3 separate regions of the Homo sapiens genome follow, and regions 1 and 2 are each linked to region 3. A link is a loop called in an ENCODE intact Hi-C map of the cell type or tissue named here. Cell type or tissue: OCI-LY7. All regions are shown on one strand.

Region 1 (8,000 bases), 98 kb after region 3:
ACCACCACCCCAGATAAGAAGCCAGCTGCTTCGTTTTCCATCTGAGCAATCCAAAGGCACATTACAAAGCTCCTTTCCAGATAGCTCTTCTTCTCCTGTTGGTCTTAACATAAAATCAAGATTTTTAAGCAATAGAAATAGACAGGATGTATTAATTTGGAAATGAGGACAGTCATTTCTCTTTTCACAAACACACATGAAGAAAGTACAAGATGTCTGAGATGGAAAAAGACTCTTAAGAATCTCTTGGGTTCATCTCTTTGACGTTAGGCAGGGTTTTACTAAACCCTAGATCATTTTATGTCTCCATTTAATATTGCTAACTGCCAAATACTTGGAAAAGTCTAAAACACATTTCAGTCTTATTTATAAAGCAGAGCCTCTTAAAGCATATCATGCTGGCTGGGCGTGGTGGCTCATGCCTGTAATCCCAGCACTTTGGGAGACTGAGGCTGGCCGATCATTTTGAAGTCAGGAGTTCAAGACCAGCCTGGCCAATATTATGAAACCCTGTGTCTACTAAAAATACAAAAAAATTAGCTGGGCGTGGTGGAGCACTCCTGTAATCCCAGCTATTGGGGGAGGCTGAGGCAGGAGAATCACTTGAATCTGGGAGATGACAGTTGCAGTGAGCTGAGATAGTGCCACTGCACTCCAGCCTGGGCAACAGAGCAAGACTCTGTCTCTAAAAAAAAAAAAAAAAAGTTATGCTTTGAAAGCATTATTAGATACTGATATGTTAACATAAAGAAATATATTATTTCAAGCTAAATCAACTAGAAGTAAATACTAATTGTTAAAAGTTCTGAGAGAAAAAAATTTTAAATAGAGATAATTCTGTTACATAATGCTTTTTGTTGTTTTGTTTCTGGTTTTGGTACACTGGGAGAAGAGGGACTCTCTCGGATTTCTGCAGCAGAATGGCTTGATCTAGCTCAGTGGTTCCCCACCCGGAATGATCTTACCTTCCCGTGGAGATAGGACAATGTCTGGAGATAGTTTTGATTGTGCCAAATGTAGAAAGCGGGGCAGTGCTTCTGGCATCTACTGGGTAGAGGCCAACGATTCATCGGATATCTTTCCTCATAACAGCTCTATTTCCCTCTTGTACAGCTTTAAAAAATTCCAAATACCAGCTTCTTCATCACTCGGCCAATCAGCTCTCCATCACTGTGCCTAACGTAACCCTGCAAGATGAAGGCGTGTACAAGTGCTTACATTACAGCGACTCTGTAAGCACAAAGGAAGTGAAAGTGATTGTGCTGGGTAGGTACCTGCAAGTGAACCCAGTAGGGGAGCAATATGGATAGGAACACGATATGTCGTTTTTAAACTGAACCTTTTAGTTTAAAAATGTTGCCTAGAGCAAGGAATTGCCTGGGACACCTCTGCCATCTTTTATTGAAAGGAAACAGAAGAGAGCATTTTGAGAAGCAAGACCAAGATTGAACTGTGAACTTGTGAAATTTGTCTTTGACAGCAACTAAATTTTCTCTCCAGGGAACTAAAAGAAAAGAAAAATTGATATTTGATGAGCTGCGACTATGCGCCAGGCACCATGTGAGGTTCTCGGGAATCAGAGATGAATTAGGCACAATCTCTGCCCATAAGGAGTTTGCGCACCAGCTCAGGAAGAAAAACATGTATGCAAATGAAGTGGAACCTCATGACAGCAAATCCTAAGATAGAATGAATTCAGATGTAGCTGCACTGCTTGATCTGCTCAAATCCTCTCTGCCAAACAATTCCTCTTTTCTGTAGGAGGGCGGGATTGGGAGGTGCGGATAGGAAGTGACAGCCTCCTAATTACCTGGGACTTACTCAGTTCTACAGATGGTCAACTGTGTCCAGTATGTCTATCCTTACTTGTTTTGTTTTTTGTGGCAGAACAGATCGATTAAAAACATTGCTTTTTATTGATCTCTAAGTAACATCATCTCACATATCACACAAATGAATGTCTTAGACTTCTCCTGTTGAATTACTGCAGTGTGGTGCCTGCCATACGGTAAAGGCATGATGGGAAAGTAGCTGAGAAGGAGTGGCTCTCGGGGAGGGGTTTGAGAACCATTGTGACTCAGCTCAGCGTTGTCTTTTTGTAAGGGAGCACACATCCTGGCTCAGCTGCTTGTGTGCCCTTCTGGGCTCTCATAACACCCCATGTATACTCTGTCATTGCTCTCAACACATAATCTTTTCATTAACAGTTTAGGGGCTGAAGCCACACCAGACTATTAGCTCCTTGAATCATACCTTTTTCATCTTCGTATTGCCAACAAGTAACACATCTAATGTATATTTGGAGCTAAGAAGTGCCTTTATAAGGTCTTGATGGCAGATGGGTGAGTTAAGTAAATGGGGAAGAGCTCAGTTCTGGACTGAAGTGGAAGTAGAATGGGAAACAGGAAGAAGCAAGCCTAACTAAAAAGTATTTCCAAGACAGAAGTATAAAGAAAAAGGACGAACATGCCCTTTATAAGATAAATGCACCTTTTTTTTTTTTTGATGGGGTCTTGCTCTGTTGCCCGGGCTGGAGTGCAGTGGCGCAAACTCGGCTTACTGCACACAACCTCCCCATCCCAGGTTCAAGCGATTCTCCTGCCTCAGCCTCCCGAGTAGCTGGGACTACAGGCGTGCACCACTATGCCCAGCTAATTTTTGTATTTTTAGTAGAGATGGGGTTTCACCATGTTGGTTGGCCAGGATGGTCTCGATCTCCTGATCTCGTGATTTGCCTGCCTTGGTCTCCCAAAGTGCTGGGATTACAGGCGTGAGCCACCTCGCCCGGCCTCATATACCACATTTTAAGAATTGTTGCTACATTGCTTGTTCGGGAATTTTCAGAGACTAACAACACACTGAGTAATACACATTCTGGCTTCAGCCAAAGTAGCTTTGCAAGCACATGAAAGCCCTTTAACATGACTGTATTCTGGAAGAGATTAAGTTAAAAAATATGGGCCGGGCGCAGTGGCTCACACTTGTAATCCCAGCACTTTGGGAGGTGGAGGCGGGCGGATCAATTGAGGTCTGGAGTTCGAGACCAGCTTGGCCACAGAGAAATCTCATCTGCACTAAAAATACAAAAATTAGCTGGGTGTGATGGCGGGTGCCTGTAATCCCAGCTACTCAGGAGGCTGAGGCAGGAGAATTGCGTGAACCTGGGAGGTGGCGGTTTCAGTGAGGCGAAATCGTGCCACTGCACTCCAGCCTGGGCGACGGAGACTAAGTCTAAAAAAAAAAAGAAAGCCCATTAATTAGAGTATACCCTATAACAATCACCTACAGATTATTAGCCTCTGTGCTTTGTTGAGATATGCAGACTCATATCTAATTAACACAGAAAAATCCATTTTGTTCTAGCAACTCCTTTCAAGCCAATCCTGGAAGCTTCAGTTATCAGAAAGCAAAATGGAGAAGAACATGTTGTACTCATGTGCTCCACCATGAGAAGCAAGCCCCCTCCGCAGATAACCTGGCTACTTGGGAATAGCATGGAAGTGTCCGGTAAGGGGAGAAATGGTTCTCTTTGTCTTCCTTCCTACTCAAATTTCCAGGGGATTTTTAAATGTTTTGGCACCCTCTAGTGGCAGACAATGCCAGAAGACATCATTTAATATTTCATCAGCTCTTTTCCAGACAAGTTATTCTTACAACCAATCAATTTTATGCCTTAATCTTGAAAGGCTAATCATAGATATTGAAAATGTTTTTGTTTAAAACAGGTAAAAATCTAAAGTGAACTATAATGACTTCTTAAAATTTCACAAAATTGTCTAAAATAAGTATAATACAGAAGTATAATATCTCAGGCGAGGCACAATGGCTCATGCCTGTACTCCCAGCACTTTGGGAGGCCAAGGTGGGTGGATCACCTGAGGTCAGGAGTTCGAGACCAGCCTGACCAACATGGAGAAACCTCGTCCCTACTAAAAATAAAATTAGCTGGGTTTGGTGGTGCATGCCTGTACTCAGGAGGCTGAGGCAGGAGAATTGCTTGAACCCAGGAGGTGGAGGTTGTGGTGTGAGCCAAAAATCACACCATTGCACTCCAGCCTGGGCAACAGGAGCAAAATTCTATCAAAAAAAAAAAAAAGAAGAAGTATAATATCTGTGAGCATAAACTTTTTCCCAGATATAAAATCGAAAATATATTTAACATAATACATATAATTGGAACAGATATGATCTTCCCTATATTGTATAGTACTATATTGTGTCATACCCACAAGAACAGATTAAAAATATTCTTGTAACAAAGCACCTAAAGGTTGAGCCTTTGAAACAGAATAACTAATTAATTATGGTGTCTGGGTACTGTTTATAGTTTGCTTACATTTCAACAGACATTACCTTTGATATCTATGTAATCAACCATCTTTTTTTTTTGAGATGGAGTCTCACTCTGTCTCCCAGTGCAGTGGCACGATCTTGACTCACTGCAACCTCTGCCTCCTGGGTTGAAACGATTCTTCTACCTCAGCTTCTGGAGTAGCTGGGATTACAGGTGCATGCCACAACACCCAGCTAATTTTTGTATTTTTAGTAGAGACAGGGTTTCACCATGTTGGCCAGGCTGGTCTCGAACCCCTGACCTCAGGTGTTCCAACTGCCTCGGCCTCCCAGAGTGCTGGGATTACAGGCGTGAGCCACTGCGCCCGGCCTGTAATCAACATTCTTAGAGTTGCAAAGGACCCTTTACAGTTGAGAACACTGAGGGCCAAATGGAGTTCTAGAGAGAAAAGACCTAAACCCAGATCTGATTCCCAGGGCAGTGCCAATTCTACTTCATTATAAGACTTCCCTTTAATTCGCCTTATTCATATAACCAGAATAAGGTCTTGGATCTTTGTGTTTCATAACAACATCAAGCTGTCCTTCTTAAGCTTTGAATTTTTTTTTCCAGTAGTGAAAAGTTTGTAGAAAACCATCATCTACTCTCATTCATCTGTTTGCCTTTGTGACCAGAACCAAGCCTATACAAGGGAACTGGCTGAGGTTAGAATGAGGTTAGAAATCTAATGTTTGCCATGAAGTCAAGGCCATTGGCCTCTAATAGAACCAACCTCATCCAGTAGCATTAAATAGCCATAACCTCTTCAAATTGCTACATAGGTGGAACGCTCCATGAATTTGAAACTGATGGGAAGAAATGTAATACTACCAGCACTCTCATAATCCACACTTATGGCAAAAATTCAACGGTGGACTGCATTATCCGACACAGAGGCCTGCAAGGGAGAAAACTAGTAGCACCCTTCCGGTTTGAAGATTTGGGTAAGAAGAACTAATGATTCTCTTGAATAATTTTTGATTTACTTTAATATTACACTATCAAACAAAATTAAATGCAGTGGGCAGAGTCCTTCAGATTAAGATTACTGCCAACAAAGCTTTCCTAATAGCAAATTCCTGTACTGATTGAAATTTCTCCAGGTGAGTGACGGAATTCCAACTATTCCAATGTTCAAAAGAACCCCAGTTGAGCAGAAAGCCTAGCACAGCGCCATATGCAAATAGTGTCATGCTTGCTTTTTGATAATGACTTTAAATCGTTTTATTGCTGTTGTGTTTTTGGAGTAATCATATGAATCATACTGCATCTTTGTACTTGACCCAGAAGGAGATAATGTTAGCTGAAATAAACCTAAATTGTCAATATCATTTTATGTGAATATGAAACACACAGATACATGAAGACATAATTCCTGTTTAGATTTATTTTATTGTTATAATTGCTTTGAAGATTTTAGTTTAACCATGTTAATATTCTGAGTTGAACACCATTTTAAACATCCAATATTAAATGTGAAGAGGAGTTGCCTCCATTCTCAGAACCTCTATTCTATGATTCTTTCCCCAAAAGTCCAAGAAATAATTTTAAAACTGTACACAACTCTTTGAGCCAAGAGGTATCCTTTAAGATGCATGAGTCCTGTAAGAAGTCTGCAATTAGTAGGACTCTGAGTTTCACTGTTTTACAAGGTACTTCTCTGTGTAATCAAATCCTAAAGTATAAGGAATTACTCACATCAGTGAAAGAGGAAACTGTTGGATGACAATGCATTTATTGAAAAAGCTCTTTTATCAGACGAAATCGCTGATGCTGAAAGGCAAGCTTGCTTAGGAGAACCTCACTGTGGGAAAGCTGCCGTGATGCCCTGTGGGGGCTGTGGCTGCGGTTAACAGGCCCCCTCTGACTACCACAAACTTTCCATGGGTCACTTTCTCACCAAACCAAAAGTAGTCATTGCAGAAGCTGCACTGTAAGACTCATGGACCTACAGACCGAGCTGTACAGTAACCTTACACAACCACCCCCACCCCTCTGTGAGTCATCCCCACCCCACGCCTCCACCTCCAGCAGTAGAACTGAAGCATAGGGCATGTGGGGGATGAGCCTGTATCTAAAAGCTTCCTAAAGACATTCAGGTTCTTCAATAGGAGAACCAACAATGTCGAAAAAAATGCATTCTTAATTTTCAGCAATTGTTCAAGCCATCTACAAAAATTACTATGAAGGGGGAAATGGCAGTTCTCCACCTTTACGGCTATAGCTCTGTATGACTCAAAATTATAGCTAAAGATGTTTTTAATAATAGGCTAAGGCCAGGCGTAATGGCTCACGCCTGTAATCCCAGCACTTTGGGAAGCCGAGGCGGGCAGATCACCTGAGGTCAGGAGTTCGAGACCAGTCTGGCCAACATGGCAAAACCCCATCTCTACTAAAAATAAAAAAATCAGCTGGGCATGATTGTGGACGCCTGTAATCCCAGCTACTTGGGAGGCTGAGGCACAAGAATCGCTTGAACCCGAGAGGCGGAGTTTACAGTAAGCTGAGATCACGCCACTGCACTCCAGCCTGGGCAACAGAGCGAGACTCTGTCTCATAATAATAAGAATAATAGGCTAAGACTTAATTTTTATTTGTGATCTATTTGCTGTACTCATTGCCAGATCTCCAAATAGTATTCAAAGAGAAACGCCAGCATCAGCTGTTGATAGCTTCCATTAGTTCATTGTTTCTTCCATTTGGCTAGCTGCTACTATATTGACATATAGATGTTACAAACATTTTGTTCACCCAATTAGGTAAAAAATATTACTAGCTGAGGATGCTTTAAAACACATTTACACATAAGGGTTCTGACCCCTTTCATTCCTGTGCTCTGCATGGAAGGACCTGGGTAAAGTGAGGGTCATGCCAGCACCAGGACTAGGGTGGTCCTGAGGAAAGAAGTGCCTTCCTCTGAAAAAGCCACAGTGTGATGCTTCGAGAAAGAGAGTAGAGCAACAGGAATTGATTTTTGAATAGGCTATCTTTGTTTTTATGTTTTGTTTTGTTTTTTGAGACAGGGTCTCACTCTTTCACCAAAGCTGGAGTGCAGTGGTGTGATCGCGGCTCACTGCAGCCTCAATCTTCCAGGTTCACAATCAGTCCTCCCACCTCAGCCCCTCAAGTTGCTAGTACTACAGGCATGCACCACTACATCTGGCTAATTTTTAAATTTTTGCTGAGACGGGGTCTCCCTATGTTGCTCAGGCTGGTCTCAAAACTCCTAGGCTCAAGAAATTCTCCCTCTTTGGCCTCCCAAAGTGCTGGGATTACAGGCATGAGCCACCTCACCCAGATTTCAGAATTATCATTTATTTATTTCTTTTCTTGAGACGGTCTCACTCTGTTGCCCAGGCTGGAAGGCAGTGACACAGTCTTGGCTCGCTATAACCTCTGCCTCCCAGGCTCAAGTTGATCCTCCTGCCTCAGCCTCCGGGGTGGCTGGGAGCACAGGCATGAGCCACCACGCCCTGCTAATTTTCATATATTTTGTAGGTATGGGGTTTCGCCATGTTACTCAGCCTGGTCTTGAATTCCTGAGCTCAAGCGATCCCTCAACCTCTGCCTGCCTCCCAAAGTGTTGGGATTACAAGCATGAACCACCACACCTGGCTCTTTTTGTTGTTCTTGTTGAGACAAGGTCTCCTTCTGTAGCCCAGGCTGG
Region 2 (8,000 bases), 180 kb before region 3:
ATGGGTTTTTCAAAGATAGTTTGGTGGACAAGGGAGTAGGGTAGGGGGTTGGAGATGAAATCATACGCAATTGAAGCTGTCTTCTTTTGTTGAGTAGGTTCCTGGGTGAGGGCCACAGGACTGGTTGGCAGATCCAGGTTGGCCCATCCAATTGCCAGAAATGCAAAGACCTGAAAAGACATCTCAAAAGGCCAGTCTTAGGTTCTACAATACTTATATTATCTTCAAGAGTAATTGGGGCCAGGTGCTGTGGCTAACACCTGTAATCTCAGCACTTTAGGAAGCCAAGGCAGGTGGATCACTTGAGGCCAAGAGTTCGAGACCAGCCTGGTCAACATGGTGAAACCCATCTCTACCAAAAATACAAAAATTAGCTGGGTGTGGTGGCACATGCCTGTAATCCCAGCTACTGGGGAGGCTGAGGCATAAGAATTGCTTGAACCCGGGAGGCAAAGGTTGCAGTGAGGCAAGATTGTGTCACTGCACTCCAGCCTAGGCAACAGAGCAAGACTCTCTCTCTCAAAAAAAGAAGAGTAATTGGGGAAGTTGCAAATCTTATGACCTCCAGAATAATGGCTGGTACTTATTTAGAATTCAAGCCCCTCTCATCCTAACTTGGTGGCCTTTCATTAGTTTTACAAGAACAGATTAGTTCTGGGGAAGGGCTATTATCATTTAAGCTATAAAACAAGTTTCTCCCAAAGTTAGCTTGAACCACACCCAGGAATGAGCAAAGACAGCCAACCTGTGAGGCTAGAAGCAAGATGGAGTCGGCCATGTCAGATTTCTCTCACTGTCATCATTTTCTCAGTTATAATTTTTCTGCAAAGGCAATTTTATATTCTGTGCCACTATTCTATTTTGGCAGCTCTATATATGTTTTAAATGTAGTAGCATTCGATGTTTTACTACCTGCTTAAGAATTCCCTTCATTGCTTCACTTTTCAAATTATACTTAATATTTTCTTCTGTTTTTTCTGTTAGGTGAAGTTTAGAGGTGCAAAACAATTGTTTGTGCTTTTGATTATCCGTTAATTTTAGAAGAATTGCCATCCAAACATTATATAGTTTTCCAAAGCTAGGCATGTACTAATATAATTAGTGTCCCAATAATCCTATTAGGAAAATATAATTATGAATTTTTTTTTTTTTTTTTTGAGACGGAGTCTTGCTCAGTCTCCCAGGCTGGAGTGTAGTGGCGTGATCTCGGCTCACTGCAAGCTCCGCCTCCCGGGTTCACGCCATTCTCCTGCCTCAGCCTCCCGAGCAGCTGGGACTACAGGCGCCCGCCACTACGCCTGGCTAATTTTTTTGTATTTTTAGTAGAGACTGGGTTTCACCGTGTTAGCCAGGATGGTCTTGATCTCCTGACCTCGTGATCCGCCCGCCTCGGCCTCCCAGAGTGTTGAGATTACAAGCGTGAGCCACCGCGCCTGGCCATGAATTCTTATTTTACAAATGAGGAATCTAAGTTACCACAGTACTACAGTTCGATATCACAGACCCCATGGGTTAAGAGGCACAGATTCCATTAATACTGCTCTCGCTTCAGATGACAGTCACAAGTTCAGTGGTCCCCAGGCCACCCATATACTTCTGACCAACTGAATACAAATTCAGAGGTTCCCACAACCTTCTCAGGTTTGATAACTTACTAGAATCACTCATAAAACTCAGAAATACACTATATTTGTAATTACAGCTTAATTGTAAGTATACAAGTCAGGACCAGTCACATGAAAAGACCGTAGAGTAAGACCTGGAAGGGTCCAGAATGCAGAGCTTTTGCGCCCTCTCCCTGTGGAATTAGGATGTGCTACCTTCCAGCACATAGATGTGTTCACCACCCAGGAAGCTCCACTAAGCCTCAGTGTCCAGAGATTTTATTGGGATTTCCTTACATAGCATGATTGATGGACTCATTGGTGACATGATTAAACTAAATCTCTAGCCCCTCAAATCTCCTCAGAAGAGGTCAAACGGATATCACCCCACTCACAGCTCAAACCCTCTAGTCTCATGTTTGGTCTTTCTGACATGACCAGCTCCCAACCTGAGTCATCTCACTGGCATTAATTTAGGTATGGTCCAAAGGGCTCATGAATAATGAGGACATTTCTATTGCTCAGGAAACCCAAGGATTTAGAATCTTTCTTTTCACAATCAAGTGCAATTGTCAGTCAAATTCTTATAAAAAATGGGCACAAAAAGATTAATTACCTTTCCAAGGTCACATAGTAAATGATTGAGATGGTTTCAAACTCAAAAAATGTGATCCAGAGCTCATATCTTTTTTTTTTTTTTTTTTTTTTTTTTTTTGGAGATGGAGTTTCACTCTTGTCGCCCAGGCTGGAGTGCAGTGGCGCAATCTTGGCTCACTGCAACCTCCGCCTCCCAGGTTCAAGCGATTCTCCTGCCTCAGCCTCCCGAGTAGCTGGATTACAAGCTGGATTACAGGCGTCCGCCACCACGGCTGGCTAATTTTTTGTATTTTTAGGAGACAGGGTTTCACCATGTTGGCCAGGCTGGTCTCAAACTCCTGACCTCGTGATCCACCTGCCTCGGCTTCCCAAAGTGCTGGGATTACAGGCGTGAGTCACCGTGCCCAGCCGTACCTTTTTATTTGTTAAAAAAAAAAAACAAGGAATGCTTCACAAATTTGTGTGTCATCCTTGCACAGGGGCCATGCTAATCTTCTCTGTAGTGTTCCAATTTTAGTATACGTGCTGCTGAAGCACATTATGCACTTTATAAGGACACACATACCAAGTGGTAGGTGCCCAAGCTTAATTTGTACAATCAACAGAGACAACCTAAGAAACACGCAGCCCTCAGGAAAGTGCTGTGATGACGCTGAAATCAGGCAATGGCCTCCCAAGCCAGGAAAAGATGAAACAAATGTGAGAGGCCAGTAAGAATCCGCAAGACTCAGAAAAAAGTGAAATAATGGCAATTTTTAATAAAATATTTGCTTTAAAATGGGCCCTAAAGGCCATTTTGAATACATTGAATACAGTGCTTTAACTCCAAGTCCCTATGCTGAAATATTTCAGAGTTCTCAGATATTTATAAAATATTTGCATGAAGTCTTTTAGACCAGTGGTTCTCAAATATCAATCCTTAGACCACTACCGAAACTTGATAAATTTTTCACCCCTTTATAACAGAATTATAAAAATAAGAAAGATGTAATAATCATTCCATTAAGCTAAATATTCAATTAAAAGGGTTGTCCTTTTTTTCTCTCTCTCAGGGGGAAAAAAAAACAACACTTTCTCGTTCGCTTTTGGAGCTTCCATACACAAGCTCTTTGGAAGTTATTGCCCTTTAGAGGTAAGAGGACGCCAAACATAGATGCAATTTTTTAAAATATTAGCAAAAGAAAAAGCTGGCAACCATGCATTGTCTTTATTTATTTATTCGGGCTGTTAGATATAAGTTCTAAATTTCTCTTCAAAGAATCAATATGTCAGTATGTTCAATTCTTTGCCTTCTACTTTTAAACTTAACTTCCTCGTAAAGCAACCTTTTTCGATTATCTACTCCACCCTGACTCATTCCGATCACCTGCTCCACCCTGACTTATTCAGATTACCTGCTACCTGCTGCTCTCTGACTCATTCTCCGCCCTGCATAACCATTTTTTTTCCCCGCCAAACCACTCACCCCGTTACTCTCTTTAAATTAACCAATCGGAATTAGTTTAGCCTGTGCGGTCTAACCCTAGCCAATAGGGGAAGGACACAGCAGCAGGGGCCACGTGCGACCGGGATAAGAACCCCTTCCCATCCCTTGTCCAAGTGTGCGCTCACCATTGCTCTGTCTGTAAGGGCACACCCTTCTATAGAAGTACCTTGCCTTGCTGAGAATTAAAAGAAAATTTTATATTCGAGTGCTATTTCTTTTGCGGCACCGAAACTTTATATATAACAGGGATTTTATTGGCTTTTTTGCTTGCTAGTTTGATAGTTCTCTCGTTTTGCTTAATAATTCATAAAAATCTTGATCCAGGTGAGGTGTGGAAAAAATTTAAAATGTTAAAATCTTGGGAGCCCTGCAATTCGGTTTGCAAGCTGCAGGTGCCCCTTTGTCCACCAGATGGCAGGGCAGCTCTGCAGGTAACTTCTGGCGCCGTCTGCTGCTGCCTCCGCCTCTGCCTCTGCCCTGGGAAAGCAGCGCCAGTTCATCTTTCAAAGAATACGTCCCTTCTTGTCTTTAGGGTTTTTCCCCCAAAGAATATTTTCAGCAGAAGTATTTTACATCTCAGTCTAGAGATGAACTTCCCCAAGAGTGTTGTGTGTAGGCTTGCCGGTTTTTTTTTAAATTATTATTATTCACTATAAATCTTTATTAATAAAGATTTAACAAGGACCTAACCCAGCAGTTCAGAGGTACAGAAAGTCAATGTGTGGAAAGAAGACGGAACTGATCGGAAATGTTTATTCCTCTCCTAAATCACCACTGACAACGACAACCACACACACACACACACACACACACACACACACACACACACACAGCTGACGCTCAGAATGCGTAGGGACAGAGACACAGGGAGCAGGACAGGAAGCAAAGGGTAGTTATATATGGCCGAGAGGAACATGGTTCCTTAGTAAGTCTGGAAAATACAGTATTGCCACTCAGGAAAAACAAAGAGGCGCGCCATACTGCCACCCAGTGGTGTGAACTGTTTCTTTCCAGACTTAATGCAAACAAAACCCTTCTTTTTATGCTTCTGATGGTGGCTGAGATCTTCCTCTCAAAGAACTACATTACACAGTACTGCTTGCTCCTACCAGTACCTGACACGGGTGTCAGGCCCAACCACGTGCTCGGTGTATTCATAGACCTTAGTCACGGAAGCACAGTCTTGTCCGGATGCACAGCATGTGAGCACTTGCTCTCCAAACTTACCATCTTCCAGCTCCGGTTAATACAGCAGACCATTCATGCGTCTAGGAACCAAAGAATTACCCTAGGGCCCTGCTATTATTTGGGCAAGAGACTCATAATGACCTTACTTGACTGGCTGCATAAAAAGTCCCAAATCTTCCTGCCATTCCTTTCTCGTCTTGGCCTCTGGGCCGGGAGCACAAAGCCTAGGAAAGGACCCAGGGACAGAAAAAGGAAATATCGAGGTACTGTTTTCCCCCTACCTCCTCAGCTTGGCCTAAGGAAATTTTCAGAGTAACTGAGCTAAGCTCCAGCATCCTCTTCTCTTCTGATATGGTTAGACTTTGTGTCCCCAACCAAATCTCATCTTTTTTTTTTTCTTTTCAGCCACTCAGAGAGATATGTATAACCTCTCTCTTTTTTTTATTTTTATTTTACTTTAAGTTCTGGGATACATGTGCAGAACATGCAGGTTTGTTACATAGGTATACATGTGCCATGGTGGTTTGCTGCACCTATCAATCCATCATCTAGGTTTTAAGCCCCGCATGCATTAGGTATTTGTCCTAATGCTCTCCCTCCCCTTGCCCCCCACCTCCTGACAGCCATGGGTGTGTGATGTTCCCCTCCTTGTGTCCATGTATTCTCATTGTTCAGCTCCCACGTATGAGTCAGAAGATGCCCTGTTTGGTTTTCTGTTCCTGTGTTAGTTTGCTGAGAATGATGGTTTCCAGCTTCATTCATGCCCCTGCAAAGGATATGAACTCATTCTTTTTTAAGGCTGTATAGTATTCCATGGTATATATGTGCCACATTTTCTTTATCCAGTCTATCATTGATGGACATTTGGGTTGGTTCCAAGTCTTTGCTATTGCAAATAGTGCTGCAATAAACATACATGTGCATGTGTCTTTATAGTAGAATGATATATAATCCTTTGGGTATATACCCAGTAGTGGGATTGCTGGATCAAAGGGTATTCCTTGTTCCAGACCCTTGAGGAATTGCCACACTGTCTTCCACAATGGTTGAACTAATTTACACTCCCACCAACAGTGTAAAAGCATTTTTGTATCTCCATATCCTCACCAGCATCTGTTGTTTTCTGACTTTTTAATGATCACCATTCTAACTGGCATGAGATGGTATCTCATTGTGGTTTTAATTTACATTTCTCAAATGACCAGTGATGATGAGCTTTTTTTCATATGTTCGTTGGCCGCATAAATGTCTTCTTTTGAGAATTGTCTATTTATATCTTTGCCCACTTTTTGATAGGGTTGTTTGTTTTTTTCTTGTAAATTTGTTTAAGTTCCTTGTAGATTCTGGATATTAGACCTTTGTCAGATGGATAGATTGCAAAAATTTTCTTCCATTCTCTAGGTTGCCTGTTCACTCTGATAATAGTTTCTTTTGCTGTACAGAAGGTCTTTAGTTATATTAGATCCCATATGTCAATTTTGGCTTCTGTTCCAATTGCTTTTGGTGTTTTTGTCATGAAGTCTTTGCCCATGCCTATGTCCTGAATGGTATTGCCTAGGTTTTCTTCTAGGGTTTTTATGGTTTTAGGTTTTACATTTTAGTCTTTAATCCATCTTGAGTTAACTTTTGTATAAGGTGTAAGGAAGGGGTCCAGTTTCAGTTTTCTGCATATAGCTAGCCAGTTTTCCCAGCACCATTTATTAAATAGGTGCTGGGAAAACACCTATTAAATTATTTCACCATTGCTTGTTTTTGTCAGGTTTGTCAAAGATCAGATGGTTGTAGATGTGTGGTGTTATTTCTGAGGCTTCTATTCTATTCCATTGATGTATATATCTGTTTTGGTACCAGTACCATGCTGTTTTGGTTACTATAGCCTTGTAGTATAGTTTGAAGTCAGGTAGGGTGATGCCTCCAGCTTTGTTCTTTTTGCTTAGGATTGTCTTGGCTATTTGGGCTCTTTTTTGGTTCCATATGAAATGTAAAGTAGTTTTTTCTAATTCTGTGAAAAAAAAAGTCAATGGTAGCTTGATGAGAATAGCAATGAATCTATAAATTACTTTGGGATGTATGGTAATTTTCATGATACTGATTCTTCTTATCCATGAGCATGGAATGGTTTTCCATTTGTTTGTGTCCTCTCTTATTTCTTTGAGCAGTGGTTTGTAGTTCTCCTTGAAGAGGTCCTTCACGTCCCTTGTAAGTTGTATTCCTAGGTATTTTATTCTCTTTGTAGCAATTGTGAATGGGAGTTCACTCATACCAAATCTCATCTTGAATTGTAGTCCCCATGATTCTTACATGTCAAGGGAGAGACCACGTGGAGGTAATTGGATCATGGGGGCAGTTTCCCCCATGCTGTTCTTGTGATAGTGAGTTCTCATGAGATCTGATGTCTTTGTCAGTGTTTGGTAGTTCCTCCTGCACTCATTCTCCTTCCTGCCGCCTTGTGAAGAAGGTGCCTTGCTTCCCTTTCCCTTCCACCATGATTGTAAGTTTCCTGAGGCCTCCCCAGCCATGCTGAACTATGAGTCAGTTAAACCTCTTTGCTTTATAAATTACCCAGTCTCAGGCAGTTCTTTATCAGTGTGAAAATGGTCTAATACACCTTCCTCTTGTGTTTTTCTTCTGCTTCCCAGAGCACCTCTCTTCTAAACTGGGGAATTTGACAATCCTGAGTTCAAATTCAGATGAACTCCCCCGATAGCTGGGTGACATTATACATGATGAGATTTCTTGACCTGATTTCTCATCTTTAACATGAAGATACTAGAACCTCACCAGTGCCTCTTGAGGGGCTTCATCCTCTCAAGTCTAATCTTTTCATAAAAAATACCCCCATACTTCCAAATTGCATGCTCCATTCCTGCATTCCAATCAAAACTCACTTTTCTTCAATACCAGGCTATGTCAGTTTTCAAGAAAGCTAGTTCATTGAATTAATTTACAGTAATATGAAAATGATTAATAACAGCATCTTCTTCCTAGGGTCATATAATCCCATCACAATTGTAGAACTACCACCAGGCATGGTGGCTCACACCTGTAATCCCAGCACTTTGGGAAACCAAGGCGGGTGGATCACCTGAGGTCAGGAGTTTGAGACCAGCCTGGCCAACATGGTG
Region 3 (8,000 bases):
CTAACCCTTGATAGTCTCCAGAGTGTGTTCCGTTATATTTTCATGTGATTCATACAAACAACCAACCTTTGAGGATAGTATTATTATTACCCTCATTTTACCGACTGAAGAGACTGAGACTCAAAGGGGCTGATGGACCTCACCTGCCCTTCTGTTTGGAACCCGTGCTAGAACCTGGGTCTTTTCTTTCCCAATCCTCTGTTCCTCCCAATACATTCAGCTGCCTCTTCTCTTATTGTTGTTGTTTTTCATATTCCTGGTAGCGCTCAGCCTAGGAAAATACATATGAATGCTCAAAAAACATCTTCAAGTATGAACACTAGAAAAAAAAAAAAAACTCGAGTTTCTGGCCAGGTGCTGTGGCTCGCGCCTGTAACCCCAGCATTTTGGGAGGCCGAGGCGGGCGGATCACCTAAGGTCAGGAGTTGAAGACCAGCCTGGCTCCTGGTCAACATGGTGAAACCCCGTCTCTACTAAAAATACAAAAATTAGATGGGTGTGGTTTCGTGTGCCTGTACTCCCAGCTACTCAGCAGGCTGAGGCAGGAGAATGGCTTGAACCTAGGAGGCAGAGGTTGCAGTGAGCCGAGATTGTGCCACTGCACTCCAGCCTGGGCAATGGAGTGAGACTCCACCTCAAAAAAAGAAAAGAAAAATCCCTGAGTTTCTTTATCTTTTTTCTTTCTTTTTTTTTTTTTTTTTGGTGATGGAGTTTCACTATTGTCGCCCAGGCTGGAGTGAAATGGCGAACTCAGCTCACTGCAACCTCCTCCTCCCGGGTTCAAGCGATTCTCCTGCCTCAGCCTCCCGAGTAGCTGGGATTACAGGCATGCACCACCACACCGGCTAATTTTGTATTTTTAGTAGAGACGGGATTTCTCCATGTTGGTCAGGCTGGTCTCGAACTCCTGATCTCAGATGATCCACCTGCCTCGGCCTCCCAAAGTGCTGGGATTACAGGCGTGAGCCACCGTGCCCGGCCAACCCTGAGTTTCTTAAAAGAAACCTGCTGCATAATTTTGAAGGATTAACATGCCTTCACCAGGGAATACTACAGTATTCCCTGCCCTATCTAAACTGTCTATCCATGAATTCAATAAATGCATTCGACAAATCAAGTGCCTTCCCTGTGAAACTCCTAGTGCAGCGATGTCCAGCCGAATGTTCTGTGATGATGGGAAGGTTTCATATCTGCACTCTCTGACATGGTAGCCACTAGCACCTGAAACATGGCCAGTGTGATGTGGAACTGAATGTTCAGTTTTATTCAGCATGTGGCTAGTGGTTAGCATTTTGGCCGCTGCACGTCTAATGGAATGGTTTTACAGTCAATAGTGAGGAGAACTCCAAAGGTTACCCTCAATTGCTAACAAAGACAAATTACAGGGGAAATGAGTCTTTTCCTAGGAAAAAGGGAGCCTGCCTTTCTGGCTTATCAATGCCACTCCAGAAGTGAAGACGGATGTTTCAGGCTTCTCTGTCTTCTGCTCAAGGAAACTGTCTTCCTGATGAGCTAAAATTGGTAACTCATTTTCCTGAAGAATCATTCTTTTGGGGTCTTTACTAGTGAACATAGAACAGTAATTGGAGGATCCCAACCTGTATTACATCTGGGAGGACATCTGGATGGTCAGTCCATGCATGAGTGGCTTGGATAGTGAGTGTCTGGTATCTTCTAGCTGGGATGAACAGCATTAGGCTTGAGGCTGCCACCTGGAAGGAGGTGCTAGAGTTTGAAATGGCTGCTTTATGTTGCATTGGGTGTTGTGAGTGTGATTCCTGCTTTGGCATCTGGCCTTGGTTCCCACTGAGGATTCTCCATGAACCCCTTACTCCCTGAAGGCTGTTCTTCATCATCAGCCCACACCTCAGCCACTCATGGTGATCTAAGGTTAAGGAAACCGCCCAACTTCCTCCCTCTGGTGGACAGAAAAAGAAGAGAATCCGCAGCACACAGAAACTCATAGGCTATCAGAGCTGGAAGGGGCCCTTGAGATCCACGTAAGCCCCTTTTCATTTTTCATGACCCCTGGAAGGTTGGAGGACTTGCCCAAGGTCATACCGCTAGTGACAGAGCAGGACTAGACCCCTGACTCTACCACCAGCTCGGTCCTCCTCCTAGAGCTGCACGATAGTCAAAAGGGGTGGAAAGAAGGCTCACGTTGGAGCGGTGGAATGGGCACTTGACACGGACTTAAATGTAAGCTCTGCGCCAAGTCACTGGGACCTTAAAGAAGCCATTGTTCTCTCTAAGCCTTGGTTCCCTCCACCATGCAATGGAGAGAAGTCAGACTACACGGTTCTCTCTTTTCATGGTTCAACGCTGAATAATCTCTGTGTGGGTTTCAATGATGCCCCAGAGCTCTTAAGCATATGTAGTGAAAGCTAATACCCACTGTCATTCTCACATTGCACGTCACCAGGAGTTCAGTTTAATACATGAGCACAAGGACGTGCAGCTCCACTCCCATCTCTCAGAGTCTCGGTTTCCCACCTCGCCCATGCAGAAGGCTCCGGTAACCCACATAGCAGTTGGCCTTTTGGCTTATAGCCTTCTGTGGAAAAGACTTGAACATTTTCTTCTATCTTATGGAAAGCGAGGATCAGGTTATCGCTTTGGCAAGCAGAGGGAACAACCGGGACAGGAGGGTGTGGCCACATGGAGTGCTGGTCTGACACCGAGGAGCTTTGCCTGGCCAGGTTCAAAAAAGCCTCCACCATGAATGAAAATGGCTCTGCAGGGAAAAGGCATGCTCTCTGCTCCTGGGTTGTACCAAAGCGGCTCTCAGCCCTGAGCTGCTTATCTCTCCCTCCCACTCTGTGAGGGAGGCCATATCAGTAAGGAGGAAGCAAGGCAGGGAGAATTGACTCATTTCGGATCCTCCTCTGAACTGGGGACAGAAGTCAAATTAGGCTTTGTCAACTCAGGCTTTGTCGACTCAGGCCCGAGGTCCGATAATTTTAAGATTGGGTATCTATTAAGATAAAAAAGAAAACTTATGGCTAAAGATAACCCTGGCATAAACATAGGTAATTAATTATAATCTGCTTTTTTCCCATACTCACTGATTAATTTGATTGTCTGTTTCCTGGGGCTTAGAGCTAATTACAGGAGTCTTTTGTACCTAAACATTGCAGTGTTCCTCTCCCCATTACCACGGAAGGCACTGAACACAGGAGTTCCTGGGCAGTTCATGAGCTGGTTATGGAAGAGGGTCAATTAATTAGGACGGAAGGAATCCATCCCGATTTAGGCATAAGCATTAACACGTGTTGGCCTAACAGGAATCAAGGCTGACTGTATTCAGGGGCAGCATTTGAGTGTGGCAATAAGAATGAACTATGAGGAAAATTCTCAAGAGCTTTTGGCCTTGACAACCATGGAGAGTTACCTAGAGCTGAATTGAGTCCTCTTTGTAGTCCAGAAATGTGAAACTGACTACATCTCGATAATTAGAGCCAGTAACTGGATTCTTACCCTTGCACATTTGTAAGCTGAAGCTTAATACTGCCTCTTTCTTTAAGCCTCAGCTTCCTGGTCTTTAAAATTTGCCTTCAAGGCCTGCCCTGAGGATTAAATAAAATATTGCTACATGAGCAAATGTGCCTAGTACAGTGCAAGATACACAGTCCTTCTTACACTGCCTTTTTTTCCTGCCTCATCCCCTCTACACCCCATTTATTTCCAGTGTCTGGTTCCTAAATGTCAGGGAAGGGGCCATTTCTGCCTCTTTCACATTACTGATGGTTCTAGCTTCTATCAAAGGCTGTGGTGCCCCAGTGTGGAGGGCTGTGGTAGGCCCTAGGGGCAGCCACTGTGGAGGAAGTCAAAGGAGGAAGTTAGACCTCAGGCAAGGAGGGCTAAGCTGTGAACAGGAACAACCCATCTCCCCTGCCATGACCATACTGCAGAGCCAAAGGCAAGCTGAGTGGTCATCTCTTAGGCTGCTCCCTATGAAGGGGGTCCTCAAGCCTCTCAGCAAATTAACACTGGACCAAAGAGGTTGCACTCGATCCAGTGGAAATTAAGAAGCACAGTCTAAGCAAAAAAGACAGAGACTCAGCATGGTAATGTGCCAAGAGCACAATTTGGGGAGTTAGGAGACCTGGCTTCCTGTCCCCATCAAATCACTTGCCTCCGCGGGTCTTAGTTCCTCATCTGTAACGTGAGAGGATTGAAGTAAGTGATCTTAGTCTCCAAGGCCTGAAATTCTGTGAGCATCGTATCCTAAATATCGTATCTTAATATATATACTATTATTCGATCTAAAATCAGAACCTAAGTATCTTTGCCTACACGCACATGCACTTACTGTCACACCAAGGGATGTCCCGATGCAGTACTGGGCATGTTACTGTAGATATTATGGACTCAACATTTGTGTTCCCCCCAAATTCATATGCTGAAATCCTTACCTCCAAGGTGATGATATCAGGAGGTTGAGTCCTCATGAACGGGATAGTCCCCTTGTGAAAGAAACCCCAGAGAGCTCTCTCCCCTTCTTTTCACTGTGTGAGGCTATAAGAAGTTGGCAGTCTGCATCCTGGAAGGGGCCCCTCCCCAGAGCTCAGTCATGCTGGCACCCTGAGCTTGGTCCGATAGCCTCCAGAACAGTGAGAAATACATTTCTATTGTCCATGAGCCACCCCAGTCTATGGCACTTTGTCGTAGAAGCACAAATGAATGAAGACAGCATATACCTGATACATCTAGATATTTCATGCTGTGTTGTGTTAAACAAATGGGCTGTATATTCTCAATCCATAGTATACAATTAATAATCACCTTTCAGTCCCTGTTTTCCTCCCTCCTAAGGCATTGAGGGAGGAGGGCTCAGGAGGGGTAAGAGTTCTGAGTGCTCAGAAGCCCAATGGGAAGACAAGACCTTCTTTTCCCTTTTTTTTTTTTTTTTTTTTTTTGAGACAGAGTCTCACTCTGTCGCCAGGCTGAAGTGCAGTGGTGCAATCTCGGCTCACTGCAACCTTCGCCTCCCAGGTTCAAGCCATTCTCCTGCCTCAACCTCCTGAGTAGCTGGGATTACAGGCGCCTGCCACCACACCCAGCTAATTTTTGTATTTTTAGTAGAGATGGGGTTCCACCATGTTGATGGTCTCTATCTCTTGACCTCATGATCCACCCGCCTCGGCCTCCCAAAGTGCTGGGATTACAGGCGTGAGCCACCGCACCAGGCCGACAAGACCTTCTTTAAACACTCAACCACTCCTTTTGAGTCGAAGCTTCCTGGGGGCCCTTCGTCTGGCAAGGGCTTAGGTGTCTTTACCAAGTGCCAAATTGCCAGATTCCCTGAGCGCTGGGAACTGAGGCCCAGAAGGAAGGCGAAGATGTGGCCGGGGGTGGGGCCGGTCTGGGGGGTATCGTAGTTGGGCCAGCAGACACACGGCTGGCTAGAGAGTTTTGGACCCCTCTCACTTCCTGGCGTGTTTGGTCAAGTCCCATTTATAATATGTAAAGTACTCCCATAAAGGGGGATGCAGTAAATAATTTCAGGAAATTGAGCGTAACCTTTCTTAGCAGCTTAGCAGTGGTGGAACGGGCAGAGTAGAATTTCCTGAGATTTCAGCTGCAGAGTAAGCCTCCAGAGCATCTGCCAGGAACTGTTTTACCAAAAGATTCCCTCCAGGAGCTTCCCAGACAGGCCTAGCCTGCTTAGAGTCGGGACAGCTGGAAAGGGCAGTCAGTGGTGGGGGCGGAGGGGGCACCCAGTGGCCGTAGAACACCGACCCTGTGCCAAACTCAGAGCTAAGCATGTCACATAACCCTAACAGCTGGTGTGAATCTCCTTTCGTTTACATATGTGGGGACTGAGATTAGATGGGTTAGGTCTGTGCGATTATAAGTAGATGCACCTGCCACTCCACGCCACTCTACTCCCTCCCTTAAGTTGCCAAGCTTTAACTCTCAGCCTAGAAGGACTTAAATCAAGTTTTAACTGATGGCAGGAGCGAAATGCAATGAATTCAGATCAGCAATTTCCACTGGTTATGGGATTGGGATCTTCCATCTCTTGCATTAAATGCCTAGGTTACCCTTTAGTGCTGAGCTTGGTCATACCAGGTCATTTCAGCCAATGCTCACTCTTCCTTTCCTATTTCACTCTTCCTGAAAAGCTAGGTGTTTTCACTTTTTATGACTCAGCACTCTAACTTTAGTGGCTTAAAACACACATTTTCCCAGTTTCTGTAGGTCAGGAGCCCAGGCATGGCTTGACTGGGTTCTCTGCTCAGTCTTACAAGATTGCAGTCAAGGTGTTGGCCAGGCCGTGTTCTCACCAGAAAGCTTGACTAAGATCCACTTATAAGCTCACCCACATTGTTGGCAGAAGTCATTTCCTTTTGGTTATATGACTGAGGGCCCCAGCTTTTTGTTGGATGTTGGCTACAAGCCACTCTCAGGTCCTAACGAGGCTGCCTGCAGTTCCTTGCCACGTGGCTGTCTTTTCATAGGCAGTCCACAACATGCTGCTTCTCCTTGGCCAGCAGGAAAGCGAGTCATTTAGAGCAGTGGTCCCCAATCTTTTTGGCACCAGGAACCGGTTTTGTGGAAGACAGTTTTTCCACTGACCCGGGTGGTGGTGTGATGGTTTGGGGATGATTCAAGTGCATTACATTTATTGTGCACTTTATTCCTATTATTATTACATTGTAATATATAATGAAATAGTGATACAACCAACTCACCATAATGTAGAATGAGTGGGAGCCCTGAGCTTGTTTTCCTGAAACTAGGTGGGACCGTCTAGTTGGAGACCCCTGACTTAGTTGGGACCATCTGTGGGTGATGGGAGACAATGACAGACTATCAGGCATTAGATTCTCCTGAGGAGCCTGCAACCTAGATCCCTTGCACGTGCAGTTCACAGTAGGGTTTGTGCTCCTGTGAGAATCTAATGCTGCCACTGATCTGATAGGAGGCAGAGCTCAGGCAGTAATGCTCACTCGCCTGCCTGCCTGCTGTGCAGCCTGGCTCCTAACAGGCCACGTACCAGTACCCATCTGTGGCTCAGGGGTTGGAGACACCTGACTTAGATGTGTCTTATGTGTGTCATAATGGAATAGCACAAGTGATTCCATCACCTTTGCCATATAGAGGTAAGTCATAGGTCTCACCTACACTTGAGGGGAGGGAATTATACAAAGGAGTGAACACCAGAAGTTAGGATTACTAAGGTGTCACCAAGGGTCTGTCTGCCACACTGATATACATATACCTTTAACATCTTCAGGAAGTTCATATTTTTAAAATTTTAACACCTACTATGTGCCAGCTACTAGAGATGCAAAGAAAACAAGAAATGGTCTCTGCTTCAAGTAGCTCATGGTCTATTGCAAAGACAGATCTTTTAAATATAATTTGGAAGGTGCTATGATACAACCGCCTGGCTGGTAAGGGTGCCCAGACAGGTAGGGACCACTTCCTGGAGGAAATGAAATGCAAGTGAGTGTTAAAGGATAGGCAGGAGCTAGCCAGGTAACTGAGGGTGGAGTTAGCCTTGCAGGAAAAGGAACCAACAGAGAAAGTTTTTTTTTTTTTTGTTATTGTTCTTTGAGATGGAGTCTTGCTCTGTCACCCAGGCTAGAGTGCAGTGGCTCAACCTTGGCTCACTGCAACCTCCGCCTCCCGGGTTCAAGCAATTCTCCTGCCTCGGCCTCCCAAGTAGCTGGGATTACAGGCATGCACCACCGCACCTGGCTAATTTTTTTGTATTTTTAGTAGAGACGGGGTTTCACCAGGTTGGCTAGGCTGGTCTTGAACTCCTGACCTTGTGATCCACCCACCTTGGCCTCCCAAAATGCTGGGATTACAGGTGTGAGCCACTGCACCCAGCCCCAGAGAAAGGTTTTAAGTGTGAGAGAAGAACCAGGGAGCAGAATGTTTGAGGGTGAAACTGAAGAAGGAGACAGATGTGAGGCCATGGAGGACTCAGCATGCCATGCTAAGGAGTCTAAACATGTTTTTGGAGATGAAGAGTTTAAAAAGTA

The links. A loop is a pair of places that touch in the nucleus more often than their neighbours do. Peaks named below come from ENCODE experiments on the same cell type or tissue, not always from the same donor. Only the 100,000 strongest peaks of a DNase experiment are listed, where the experiment ranks them.
Region 1: a loop joins it to region 3, with 5 times the contacts of the local background. A loop is called at or near these places in 2 of 110 quality-filtered maps.
Region 2: it touches region 3 in a loop (8-fold over the local background); 12 of 110 quality-filtered maps call a loop at or near these places.

The regions. Positions count from the first base shown.
Region 1 is chr11:122,850,580-122,858,579 of GRCh38, forward strand. It overlaps CRTAM (cytotoxic and regulatory T cell molecule), which reads left to right. Exons shown (of 10, transcript NM_019604.4): 3 at 1,114-1,266; 4 at 3,364-3,507; 5 at 5,116-5,277. Among named protein-coding and RNA genes, the nearest start is that of CRTAM, 16 kb to the left of the region's middle. RefSeq lists enhancers at 1,963-2,022, 5,937-6,146. In OCI-LY7, CTCF peaks have their summits at 1,155, 1,371 and 3,586 (motif pointing left); DNase peaks (open chromatin) are centred at 1,232 and 3,592; H3K4me3 peaks cover 718 bases.
Region 2 is chr11:122,576,570-122,584,569 of GRCh38, forward strand. It overlaps the pseudogene RNU6-592P. Among named protein-coding and RNA genes, the nearest start is that of TRK-TTT2-1, 21 kb to the left of the region's middle. In OCI-LY7, CTCF peaks have their summits at 1,781, 1,980, 4,062 (motif pointing right) and 4,685 (motif pointing left); DNase peaks (open chromatin) are centred at 4,132 and 4,672; H3K4me3 peaks cover 518 bases.
Region 3 is chr11:122,752,814-122,760,813 of GRCh38, forward strand. All of the region lies in intron 1 of UBASH3B (ubiquitin associated and SH3 domain containing B), which reads left to right. Among named protein-coding and RNA genes, the nearest start is that of CRTAM, 82 kb to the right of the region's middle. RefSeq lists a silencer at 2,456-2,609. In OCI-LY7, CTCF peaks have their summits at 1,937 (motif pointing left), 2,145, 3,772 and 3,972; DNase peaks (open chromatin) are centred at 1,908 and 3,808; H3K4me3 peaks cover 892 bases; H3K27ac peaks cover 3,343 bases.